Linked DNA regions of Mus musculus: region 1 is linked to region 2. Evidence: chromatin loops called from intact Hi-C (ENCODE). Cell type or tissue: left cerebral cortex. All regions are shown on one strand. Each heading gives the region's core, and the rest is flanking DNA. Links, peaks and the distances in the headings are about the cores only.

Region 1 (6,151 bases), core at 1,346-5,345, 60 kb before region 2:
AATCTGTCTGTTTTCGCCAGCTCCATGTCAGATTCTCAGCTTTTCTTCTGGGGTTACAGCTGAGGCTTCTAAACGTGGATGCATCCAGACTGGGGTGGGGGAGTTAGGATGGGATTCCAGGGATACACTCGGATCGCTGGAAGGCTTCTGTCACCATTGCTCTGAAGGTGACAGATGGGAGCATAAGCTGACTTCTCTAGCCACAACATAGTCAGAACACGTGGTCTCGCCCTCAGTGGTGAGACTTGATCTCTACTCTGCTTGGCCTGAGCAGGCGCTTTCAACACCACTGGGCTGGGCTGTTGTCCCTTAGCAAACTCTGGAGGGCTGCTGAAGACAAGTGTGGGGCAGGATGCCACACCAAACCAGAGAAAGCCCTTCTCACGGTCCCATCTCTGCTGTTTGGTACTCACTCAGTCTGGTAAGCAAAAGACATGCTATATCGCCAATACAACAGTGTGCTACAAGGAAAGTTTCAGATCTCCAACCCTGTCAGCATTTATCTTTATCCACCCACAGATAGTGAACTCCCTAAGGCAGTGGTTCTCAACCTTCCTAATGCTGTGACATTTTAATCCAGTTCCTCATGTTGGGGTGACCCCAACCATAATATTGTTTTTGTTGCTTCTTCGTCACTGTGATTTTGCTACTGTTATGAATTGTAATGGAAACATCTGTGTGTTCTGATGGTTCTAGGCAGCCCCTGCAAAAAGATCATTCAACTACAGGTTGAGAGCTACTCCCCCTAGGGAGTTCTTGGCCATGGGCTGCAGCTACCACCTCAGTCTCTTACAGGGAGGAGCATTTCTGCATCAGAGTGATAAGCTCCTGGAACTTCAGTATGTTGTTGCTTTATTTGTGTTCTAAGTCATAGCTTTCTGTCTGCTACTCTGGGGAGATCAATGTGACTGATCGAGTTCCTGGAGCATCTCGTATGGCCTCTGGCTTTCAGTCCTGTGGTTACCTGGGTGGCCATTTCTGAGGCTTGACCTAGAATAAAGATGGGTTGCTCTCTATTTTGCCTGCAGCACATGGCCATACAGGGACCCTGTCACCTTTGCTGTTACCCTGGCTCACGTTAAGTAGACTTGTGGTGTTTAGAGGCGTTCCAGCATGCAGCATCAGGGTACAGTCAGTGTTCCAGACTCTATCACGTCTCAACAATATAGACAGATGTTTACGTTGAGTTTTTCTCAAGACCGGATGTTTGCACTTTCTTTCCCATATGGGATCTCTTGCAGTCTGACATAGGCATCTGATGCAGACATTTTCTAGGCTTGTTCCCACAACAGCCATTCTTCTCTTAAGTGTAGGGATCTCCATCATGTGGCAGAGGTGCCACCTTGCCATGATGTTCTGGTCTAGCTCAAACTCAAGTCTGCCTGGGCTCATTTGACCCCATTTACTTTCTCTTGCCTTTCATAGAGGGGCTTGACATCCTCTAGTAGATGCAAGATTCTCTTGCTCTGTCCATTTTCCTGGGGATAATTAATGCAGGAGTTACCAGTGAACTTACTGCCTGCTTTATAAAAGGCACACACTAATGATGAGTGACAGGGCTTTCTTCAGCAACCTCAAAGGGAGGGATGAGGAGAAAGGCCAAGTCAGTACCTGGGTTTGGTGACTCATATGCCATGAGTGATGTGCAATAGAAAAGGCAAGGACAAGAAAGACATAGCCTAGGAACTGCATCACACCAAGCATCAGTCCCCCAGTTACACTTTTGATATCCCTGTGCTTGGAGTAGGCTCTAGATCCTTGTGTAGAACATTTCTGTCTGATCCTTGTTACTACCCTTGAAGCAGAGAGCATCTTGCTGATCCATCGGAAGCACATAGCCCCCCCACCCCCATAAGGGCTGAGGCAGGCCATGTGCCACCTCGGAAATATCTCAGCAGATCTGCAACTCCAAGCAGGTCTGATCCTGGGAATCCTCAGAACTTTGTAATCTGCTCTTTCTGCATGATCTTTGTGGGTGGTCAGGAGGTGGGAAATGTAGAAAGGAAGCATAGTAGGTAGGGAGGACTTGAGGAGTGAACAGAGCATCTCTTCACACGTGTGGAGAGTTATTTAGGAACCCAAAGGTCATGGCTCACTTTGAAATTCATCCAGGTGTAGCATTGCTGAAATATTTTTTAAAAAGTAAATACAAAAGTAAAAATCCACAGTTGAGCCCCCCCACATCCTATGTGCTCCCCAGAATGTACCTAGAAGTCTGGGGTTGTCTGGTCTCTGGGTGCTGCAAGCACCTGCACTCATGGAAATCATTGTTCTGTGTTACTGTCTCCCTAGCTTGGCTTCCTGGGACCCTCTCAGTCCGCATGTTCTGAGATCCTGAGAAATAGTGTTCCTTACAGATGTGCAGCCTGGCCCCGCTGATGGGAAGTATGTGCTATAGCCATGGAACCATTGGAAAAGCCAATGGAAATAGGGGAGGAGGAAAAGGAAACTTCACTTGGCTTTTTTTTTCTCAGAAATGGTTTTAGATGCTCCTGCCTCCTTCCCTCAGGAGGAGCCTCCGAAGATCCATGCCTTAAGTGGAATCTGTGCAGCTGAGCCAAACCCTCTGAGGTCTCCAGATCCACTCAGACTTGACCTTACAGTCTCAATTTCTCAACGTCAGCCTCAGCCTCACTGAGGTTTGTTGCTAGGATTTTGGAGGAAGAAACATTTTGTTTTTGTTGTTGTTGTTGTTCATTGGGCAACTGTAACCAGGGACATCCTGTGGGCTGCAAGTGCCATGGGGAAAGTGAAGACCCTGCGTGCAAAACATTTTCTTTTATTTGACACAGGGTCTCCTATAGCCCAGCCTGGCCTTTAACCCACTGTGTAGCTAAGAATGACTTTGAATGACTTTGAACTTTTAACCCTTTAGCCTATACCCCCTGAGTGCTAGGTTCATGGCAGTAGACTGCTAGACCGGAGTCTTAGGCTGGGCACTAAGCCCATGGTTGCATGAAACCATACATACATTCCAAACCCTGAACTCCCATACTAACCAAAGGAGAGAGCCAAAGTTGAAAAGAAATGGTGGGAGTTAGAAGGGTCACTGGTTAGGCATTTATTCTACTTCCTCAGAACTTAGTTTTCTCCCCTATTAAGGAAGAGGCCAGCTAGGTAACCTCTCTCCAGACCCTTCCAATCCTTGAATGTTCTGTGGCTAAGATGGGTCCCAGTAAGAACTCTTGCCTTATGATGGCTAATCTTTCCTGTTAACTTGACATATCTCAGCGGGGAACCCAAGTGAAGAAAGTCCCCATCAGATTGGCTTACAGACTTGCTTAGAACATTCTCTCGATTGCAAACTGATGTAGGAGGGCTCAGTCCACTGTGGGCGGTGCTGTTCCTAAGCAGGTGGGGGCCTGCACTGTATAAGAAATGTAGCTAAATGAGAACCTGGGAACAAACTAGTAAGAAGCATTCTTCGGTGGTGTTTTTAGTTTGTTTGTTTGCTTGGTTGGTTGGTTGGTTTTTTTTGTTTTTAGTTTTTTTTTTCTCTTTAAGATTTTAACCTGTAAGATGAAATGAACCCTTCCCTCTCCAAGTTGCTCTTGGTTGTAATGTTCACTCAGCAACAGGAAACAAATGAGAATTTGCCTCCTTTCGGGGATCCCAGCTCTTTTCGTTTGGAGGTGCTCCTCTTTCTCAGATGGCCTGTTTACTCCCCCAACTTGAAGTGTGGAGAAGGGGAGAGCTAGAGCACGGTGTAGTCTGCTCTTGACTTTGAAACTGCCAGCAAAGTCACTGGTTGGTTTAATGCCAACCTAAATTGTATGGGGCACATGTATCTGTAGTCACGTGTTCATATTTGTGTGCTTGTTCTGGAGAGCTTTACGTAATGTTTAGAGTAAGGTTGGACCCTTTGGATATTTCCCGGCGTGTGGGTTTAGAGTTTATCTTCTTAGTGCCTTTCTGGTAATTTCTTTTGAAAACACCATGCAATGCTTTTGCAACCGAGAAAAAAATAACAAATGCTTTCTTCTCCTGAGGCTGACATTCGGCCAGCTCACTGTTTCTCATTGTCTTCTCTTACGTCACAGGGAGGCCTGTTGCTTCACAGATATTTGGTTTCTGCTCAGTTTATGTTTTCATTTTTGTCTTCCATGATACCCAGATGTGAATGGTGACAAGGGTCACAGGCAGCCCTGATGTGGAGAGGAAAGTCTAAGCTTGTCAGAGCTCATGAGCTCTAAGTTTGAATCCTCGTGGAAACTGGACCATTTGGGGTTGTGGCATTCTCAGATACCTGCTGTTCCTTGGACGGATGAGGGGAATCTCTTGGGATCTCGAGAGATGAAGTATAGAGTCAGCCTTTGGAATCTTGAACATGTTCTTAGAGACAAGAAGGGCTTGATAAGGATATAATTCATGTTTTGTGTTTATGGCTGATGATGTTAAGAGAGTTAGGTCTGTTGTACAGAGCATGTTTTCCTTGGGAACAAAGTTGAACTTGTACTTCCACTGTGGGGCTTACTCTTCCTACTGTTCTGAAAAAGTCCTTTGCGCTCACATAACAAGGCCGCCCTGCTGCCTGAAGGCCACCGTAAGAAGCCTGCATGGGAGAGTCCATCCTGATGAGATCACCTGGCAGCCCCTATCCCTCCTCCTGGGAATCATTAGGCAGTGTCACAAATAGAAATGTAGAATTTGTCACTGTGTCTGGTTTCAGTTGGGAATATCACTGTATATCCAAGGGTAACCTTAGAATTCATGCTGCCAACTTCTCATTGCTGGGGTTATAGGCATGTATGGTATACCATATGTAGTTGTTTACATGCTAAACCCCGAGCCTTGTGCATCCCAGGCAAGTATTCTCATCAATTGAGCTACATCCTCAGCTTCTTTAAAAATATCATTGTTTACTAAATATATCTAAAACTTTGTGTAAACTATTGAGCTCATTTCTCTATCTGAATGTACATCCCACTGGAGTATGGTACTCATTAACTAAGATAACCGGTCACATTTATAACCCTTACTTAGTTATCTGCTCTCCTTTTTCTCCTGATTACATACACACCTGTGTTCCTTAATCCTGCCATCTGAGGTCTCAGGATGTGAACCCAAGGCTGGCTCGGACTTTACTTCGGGGAGGTGAGCTGGCTATAACTTGAAGGCCTTGTAATCCTTGAGAGCATCCATGTCCGGTTGACCTCTGAATGTGTTGCTCAGTGAGGAGGGTGATGTCATGGTAGTGATGATTTTAAAGTACAGATGAGAGCGGAAGAGCTGACTCAGGAGAGTGTGCTTGTCACACAAACTTGAGGACTGGAGTTCAGAATCCCAAAAACATCTAAAAGCCATTCAGATTGGGGATTGAGTGTAAGCCCACCATTTTGGAGGCAGAGACAGGGGATCCAGGGTGCTTTGCACATCCCAATGACTGCGGTTTGAACACTGGGTTGACCATTCGCCCTAATCAAACCTCATGGACACAGCCACCTTGAATTCTGGGAAAACAAGGAAGTCAAGTCACAACAACTAGAGATGGCTGGCTCTCTACAAAGCCAATTATCTCTGCATCCTAGTGTGTGTGTATGGGGATTATCTAACATTAAAAATAACTCCAATTTAAAGCTGCTGGGTAATATTGTCATGTATACTCATATGACCACCTTAAACAACCACTTTCTTTTAATCCCAAGTAGAGAAATCAAGTCTTTCTGTGGAAGGCCAATACAGAAAAGGTGTCCTCAAATGTCTCAGATGCAGAAAGTTTGAGGTTAGGAAGTCAACTGGTGCAACTTTCCTCCAACTTTCTGGCTTCTCATCCTTCCATCTTTCTTCCTTCCTCCCTCCTTTCCTTCTTTTCATGTGTATGTGTTTGTGATTTTCATACATGTATGTGTGTGCTCATACATGTGCATATGTGTGGGAGTGTGTGTGTGTGTGTGTGTGCTTATACATGTGCATATGTGTGGGAATGAATGGGAAAGTCAAAAGTTAATGACTAGTATTTTCCTCAAGAGCTCTCCCCTGAATTTATATAGGCAGGGTCCCTTTCTGAACAGAGAGCTCACCAATTCCAGCTTGTTTAACTTACCCCAAACACCACACTACCACTGAAAATCTTATATGAAACTCAGTTCACCCAGAGACACAGCTCTCATCATAGTTACTTTCTGTTGCTGTGATAAAATAGCTAGACACA
Region 2 (6,151 bases), core at 1,146-5,145:
TAATCTAGCAGAATCACTGTATGTTGGCTATTTGTTTTCCAGAGCGTTTGTTTCTTTGGCTTTGTATCACTTCCCTTAGTAACAAGAGGGCCTGGGGTCCTTGCAGTAGAGTGGTGCTCCCAGAACAGCCCTGCTGCTGAGTTTCTCTTGGTCCCTATTACATGACCCTCATAGTATGTCTCCCACAGCTCTGCTTTCAAGATGGAAGAGGGCGACGCACCCATCAAACGCTGCCCCAAGTGCAGGGTGTACATCGAGCGGGATGAGGGCTGTGCACAGATGATGTGTAAGAACTGCAAGCATGCCTTCTGCTGGTACTGCCTGGAGTCTCTGGATGTGAGTACTATGCAACCTCGAATGGCAGACATGAGCTGTGGATTCAGATAATGTGGGAGAGGGACCATCCTTGCCCTGGAAAGCTGGAGGCCTCACTAGCAACAAAGACAGAGCACCGGGGGATGATTCTCCTGTGTTTGTGCGGATCTTGGTTCCCTGAGGTGACATCTGGGTACGGAAGCTTGGGCCAGGCTTGGGGTTTAGCTTTGCTTTGAAGAGTGTTGGGGTCTCCGCAAACATCAGAGTAAGGTTCGTAGTGAGGCAAAAAGGCTATCTGGTTCTACATGATTCCATAGGTAACCAGTGCTGGTTCAAACTTCTAGAGTCTGACCACGAGCAGCTCATTTTAGGCATGTTTCAGTACAGCACAATTTGGAAAGCTATTTAACACATTCCTGAGTACACAAAGAGGCGTGATTACATCGAAACTCTTCTCAAAATACATGTCACTTCTGTGACGATGGCTTCAAGAGGTAGGGTACATGTATTGTCTTAAGGGCCTAAGAGAGGATCTGCTGTGGTCTGGGTGATACAGATAGCAGAGGGGTCATCTGGGCTATTAGCCACCTGTAGTCCTTATTGTGAGAGCTTGGAGCATCCCCTGTCCGTATAGATAGTACAGAGGTCCTAGACTGTTGACCACCTCCATCTCCCAGCCTTCTGGATGGAAGACAGATTCTATACATCTTTTTCTTTGGAAAGACAACCCAGTATGTTAACATTCATGGTTTTCCTCTGTGATGGGTCAGCTTGATGGGATATATATTTTACATGGAAACCCACGTCTGGGCATGTCTGTGAAGAGGTTTCTAGATGGTATTAAGTGAGGAAAAATGTAGGCTGAAGTCCTCGCCTGAACAAGGGTGAGGAAGCTGACTGGCTTCAATGTGACCTTCAATCTGCCTCAAGCTCCTGTGTGAAGCCAGGCTTTATAATCCTTTCAGACTGTGAGCCAAAATGATCCCCTCCTAAAGTTATGTCATATACCAAAGAAAGCAGATAACACACACAGCCAGGCAGGAAGTGCATGGCAACCCACAGAGGGGGCGATTTTTGATGGGTGTGAAATCAATCCACTATGCAGAGTGATATAGGACCAGAGGCTAGAGGATGGGGGTGGCTGGGGACGTGGAAGTTGAGCAAGAGTTTGTTCACCTGCCAAATAGAACAAGAGATGTTGAAGCCAGTGGTTACAAAAGAATTGGACACGAGAAAGGCTTGATGTGGCAAGGAATGCTGGTGGGAGGAGCTGAAGCCAGGATGGAGTAACTCTTCTCTGTGTGTGAGGTTGAAGGCTTTGACCTCCCTCAGGACCTGGATACCTGGCAAAGCAGCCATGCAAGGACTGATTGGATAGAACCCCTAGCAGAATCTGGAAAGTGAGCTTGCTCTTTGCCTGGGGTTCCGTGTTATTACCAGAACTGTCAGGATCAATGCCTGGACTTCAGTAGCTCTCACAACTAGACTTGGCTACCCAGTTGAGAAGCAGAGAGATGTGTATGTGTTCAGTGTGGTCGCACTGGGAGGAGGAACAGGAAAAGGAGTCCGGTGACCCTGCCCTCACCCCCTGGACTCCTCTGCCAGGTACCAGCCTGAGGTTTAGGTTTAAATAGGGGTCAAGATAGAAGACAGAGTCTAGCAGCCATGGCCAAGGTGTGGTCCTGGCCGTTGTTGTCTCAGCTCTAGGCTTTGCTGCAAGGTAGCCTGATGAGTTGTCACGAAGTCGTGAACTTTTCCTGAGAGTGACAACCACAGCTCCCCTTTGTACCAGACTTCAGCTTATTTCTTCTTTCATCTTGAGACTCATGGGAAAACCCCAAGTCCTTGGAGTCCATTTTTTTAATAGTCTTAGAGGCTGGCATAAAAGCTGGCACTGAAGTCAGGACCTATTATTTCAGGGCTGGGAAGCCAGAGGCAGGGGGATGACTGGAGCTCCTTGGACAGCCAGTCTAGCTGAATTGATGAGCTACGGGTTCAAGCTACTGGTGTCCCAAGTGTCTCTTTAGAATATTTCTACCTCTGCCAGGGTGGTCACACTCTCCATGGGGTGTGCTCTGCAAGTTTTTATTTGCCACAGGCTATCTAGGAGGATTGGATGACCAGTACCCATTTCCAAGGGCAGACATCAGTAAAGACTGTCCAGTAGCTGATGCCCTGTGGCTCAATGTGTGCTTTAGAAAAGGACTTCAACGCCTTTTAGAGAGCCCACAGAATAAGATGCTGTGATAGGCAGATTGGAGAAAAAACAAACAAACAAACAAACAAACAAAACCTGAGACAAGCGCACTCAAGCTGTCCTCTGGGGTAATGTACTATTAACATCCATGTGAAGGAAAAGGCAATTAAGACTCCAAGAGGAGAGCACTCGGCGGGCAGAAGTGGCCAGATGGAGTTTCAACAGAGACACATCTGGAGCTAGAAGAAAGAGGCTGTGAGCTCACCTGTCCAAGGAGGGTGAGACAGCTGTTGAGCTTCTGCCTCCAGTGGTCATCGCCTGGAACTGCATCGGAAAAGCCAGGGTTTGCTGCCACACTGTCTAGGGGGCTAGACCTTAGAACAGAAATCTCCAGGGTGGTTCCCCTTTCAGCTTGAGAGGCATTTTAGGTCGACTATCCCCTAGTGTTGGTCTGAGGGGACAGATGATTGCTATCCTAGGCTTCTCTGGTTTTCTTGTCCTTTCAGTCATAGTAGACCCCATGGATATTCTTTAAAGGAAGCTTTCCGTTGGTGGCCTTGGTAAAACGAGCAAAGGGTGTTAGCCTGCTGGGTGCCCTTTCCTTCCTGTTTTCTGTGCTCGTGATGGACAGGCAGGGCTTCCTATGTGTGGAGGTGAGAACGCCTGTCCCTGACACTCGGTGATGCTGATACAGACTGAGATACATTTGAGGGATGATCATCCTCAGAGGGACCAATATAACAAGCCTTCATTCAGCCCAGGGACCTGGCAGTCTGGAGGTGACTGTCCTGAGAACGTGAGGCAGGGCCACCTGGAAAGAGACATGGACCGGACAGTTCTCTGCGCACTATGAAAGGACCCCTGCTCCCTCTAGGCAGGTGGAGGGAGACCTTGTGGGTAGAGGGTGGTTGCTGGACTAGGTCTTGAATAAAGAGAAGCATGGCAGTGTTCTGAGCTCAGGGAGGACTCACCTGATGAGAAGCTGTTCTCATACCGTGGGATTTGACACAGGCAGGCCCCAGAAAAACTCCTGACACTCAGAACCTGATCTTTCTCTTCACTCACCTGTGTTGGTACAAACTCCAGAGGCAGCCTCTACACCCAGGAGACCTCTGGCTCAGTACCGAAATGTGGCCAAGACTCCCTCTACTGCCCGAGGCTCACAGCTCCTCCTTGCTGCTCTGTGGAGAGGGCTGTGGTCAAGAGAAACAGTCTCCAGGTGTGCAGCACATACATGCCCCTGCTCTCACTCTTTCCTGTGCGCGCACACCGGGTATCTGGAAAGATCAAACAAACTGAAGCGTTCAAAAGACTGAGAGTCCAAATCCAGCATTCACTGTAGACCTTTCTCTGACCTTCACAGGATGATTTCCTTCTGATACATTATGACAAGGGGCCCTGCCGCAACAAGCTGGGCCACTCCCGAGCATCAGTGATCTGGCATCGGACACAGGTGAGAGAGAGAGAGAGAGAGAGAGAGAGAGAGAGAGAGATCTAGAAGGTGAATGTGTATATCTGTGTATTTTTCAGAAGACAAGAATGTGTTTTCTAGAAGATGAGTGTGTATATATGTGTGTTCTAGAAGATGAGTGTGTGCATATGTGTTCTAGAGGATGAGTGAGAGAGAGAGATCTAGAAGGTGAGTGTGTATATCTGTATTTTTCAGAAGACAGGAATGTGTTTTCTAGAAGATGAGTGTGTATATATGTGTGTTCTAGAAGATGAGTGTGTGCATATGTGTTCTAGAGGATGAGTGTGTGTATGTGTGTGTTCTAGAAGATGTGTGTGTGTGTGTGTTCTAGAAGATGAGTGTATGTATATGTGTTCTAGATGAGTGTGTGTGTGTGTGTGTGTGTATTCTAGAAGATGAGTGTATGTGTATGTTTGTGTTTGTGTGCATGTCCTAAAAGACTTGCCAACTGAAAGTAATGCTGATGGCCCTGAACCCCTTGTACTTGATGAAGAACTGCCTAGAGCTGTCCTGAGAGAGGCAAGCAAGTTGTTAACAGGGAAGGTTGATGGGCAAGTAAAGGAACACTTCTTCTGTCTGTGCTGTAAGTGGCTCTTATGTTAGCTGATTCAGCTAGCATAATTATATGTTGAGTGGTATTTATCACCTGTGTGGCAGGCCCCTTTGGGAGTCGGAGCCACATCTGTAAGACATTCTTTTATGGAGCCTGCTGTCTGTTAGGTGGAAAGCAGAGGGATGATGAACCAGCATTCTCACCCACAACATAACTGGTCTCCAGAGTGAGGGACAGCGACAGGGGCTTAGATAGAGTGAGTGGGAAGGTTCTTTATGGGTTAGCGCTACTTCTGCACGTCACGTCGTATGTCTGTGTGTAAGTGGCTTGGATCATGGAAGGACAGAGTGGGACAGGGAGTACAGGGTTAGTTTGACATTTCAGCAAGACCGTGTCTCAGATCTATGCAAGACCTAGCAGACATGGATTGTATTCATACTGAAGTTGGTAACTATGGAGGGGTTAGGAGAGTGGGGTCTGCAATGCCCCCTACTTGCTGTGGAAGGGGCTTCGTTCACAGACTTTCCCATGAATCCTCTGAGCTCACTGTGCCAGGCCATCTGAAGACAGAGCCCCACTTTCAGGTTGGTGGCCTAGAGTTGGGAGCAGATCTAACTGTAACTACTTTTTCTTGGCACTCATTGCTACAAGTTGATGGGGCTGGAAGCCCACGAGTGTGACTGTCTGCAGCAGGGCTGAGGGGAAGGGCATAAAACCTGTGCCTTCAAGGTGTTGCTTAGGAGCAGGCACTACTCCCAGGGGCTGACCAGGCCTGTTTTCCTGTACTCCACAGTGCATGCGGAGGTCACCATGTTTGTGATGAGTGACCCTCTCTGGAGCCTGGACCCATCCCTCTGCCACCCGTATGGTATATCCATGGCCTGGCCATCAGGGCATGTTCACGGTGACTTTTTCCTTGTGTCACTCACTTTTGTCTCTCTTTTTTTCTCTTTCTGGTGATTTCTCTATCTGCCAGTCACCAACTGGCAGTAGCTTGAAAGCTCAACTTACCAAACAGCATGTAAATACAGACGAGGTAGGCTGAGGATCTGAGCCGAGGTGGGTTGTACTGGTCAGAGTGTGAGCCATGTGGTCAGGTCACTGTGGAGGCTGTGTCATGTGCCAGCTGGGGTTATCAGGAGCTCCAAGTGACCTTGAGGGACTTCACTGTGAGCTTTGGGACCCCAAAGTTAAACATATGTGTTTGTATGTGCACCTGGCTGCAGAGGCCTGCAGAGATAAAGATTCCTTAGAACGGGAATTACAGGCATTTGTGACCTGCCTAGCACTGGTACTAGAAACCCGACTCAGAGCCTCTAAAAGAGCAGTGTGCTCCCAAGTGCTGAGCCATCTCTTCAGCTCCCACAGTGTGCACATGATCTTTAACATGTCACCTGGCCTGCTTGGTGGGATCCCACCACCAATATTATGTTTATCAAAGGAGCGTCCCTGGCTTAGCTACATCAGAGCCTCATTTACAATTCGGAATGTGACCTTATTCATTTATTTTAATTGTGGGCATGTACACCTATGTAAGTACACATGTATGGTTTATTCCCAGGGACAATTCCAATAAAGGAATTCCTTCCCTTACTCATATTTGATGCTTCACCAT

Evidence for each region. A loop is a pair of places that touch in the nucleus more often than their neighbours do. Peaks named below come from ENCODE experiments on the same cell type or tissue, not always from the same donor. Only the 100,000 strongest peaks of a DNase experiment are listed, where the experiment ranks them.
Region 1: a loop joins it to region 2, with 2.3 times the contacts of the local background. A loop is called at or near these places in 2 of 42 quality-filtered maps.

What each region holds. Positions count from the first base shown.
Region 1 is chr12:26,371,758-26,377,908 of GRCm38, reverse strand. All of the region lies in intron 3 of Rnf144a (ring finger protein 144A), which reads left to right. Among named protein-coding and RNA genes, the nearest start is that of 4930549C15Rik, 28 kb to the right of the region's middle. In left cerebral cortex, for the core only: no CTCF peak of the experiment used is centred there; a DNase peak (open chromatin) is centred at 3,285.
Region 2 is chr12:26,311,834-26,317,984 of GRCm38, reverse strand. Rnf144a (ring finger protein 144A) reads left to right here. Exons shown (of 10, transcript NM_001081977.2): 8 at 189-336; 9 at 3,876-3,965. Among named protein-coding and RNA genes, the nearest start is that of 4930549C15Rik, 32 kb to the left of the region's middle. In left cerebral cortex, for the core only: a CTCF peak has its summit at 2,824; a DNase peak (open chromatin) is centred at 2,814.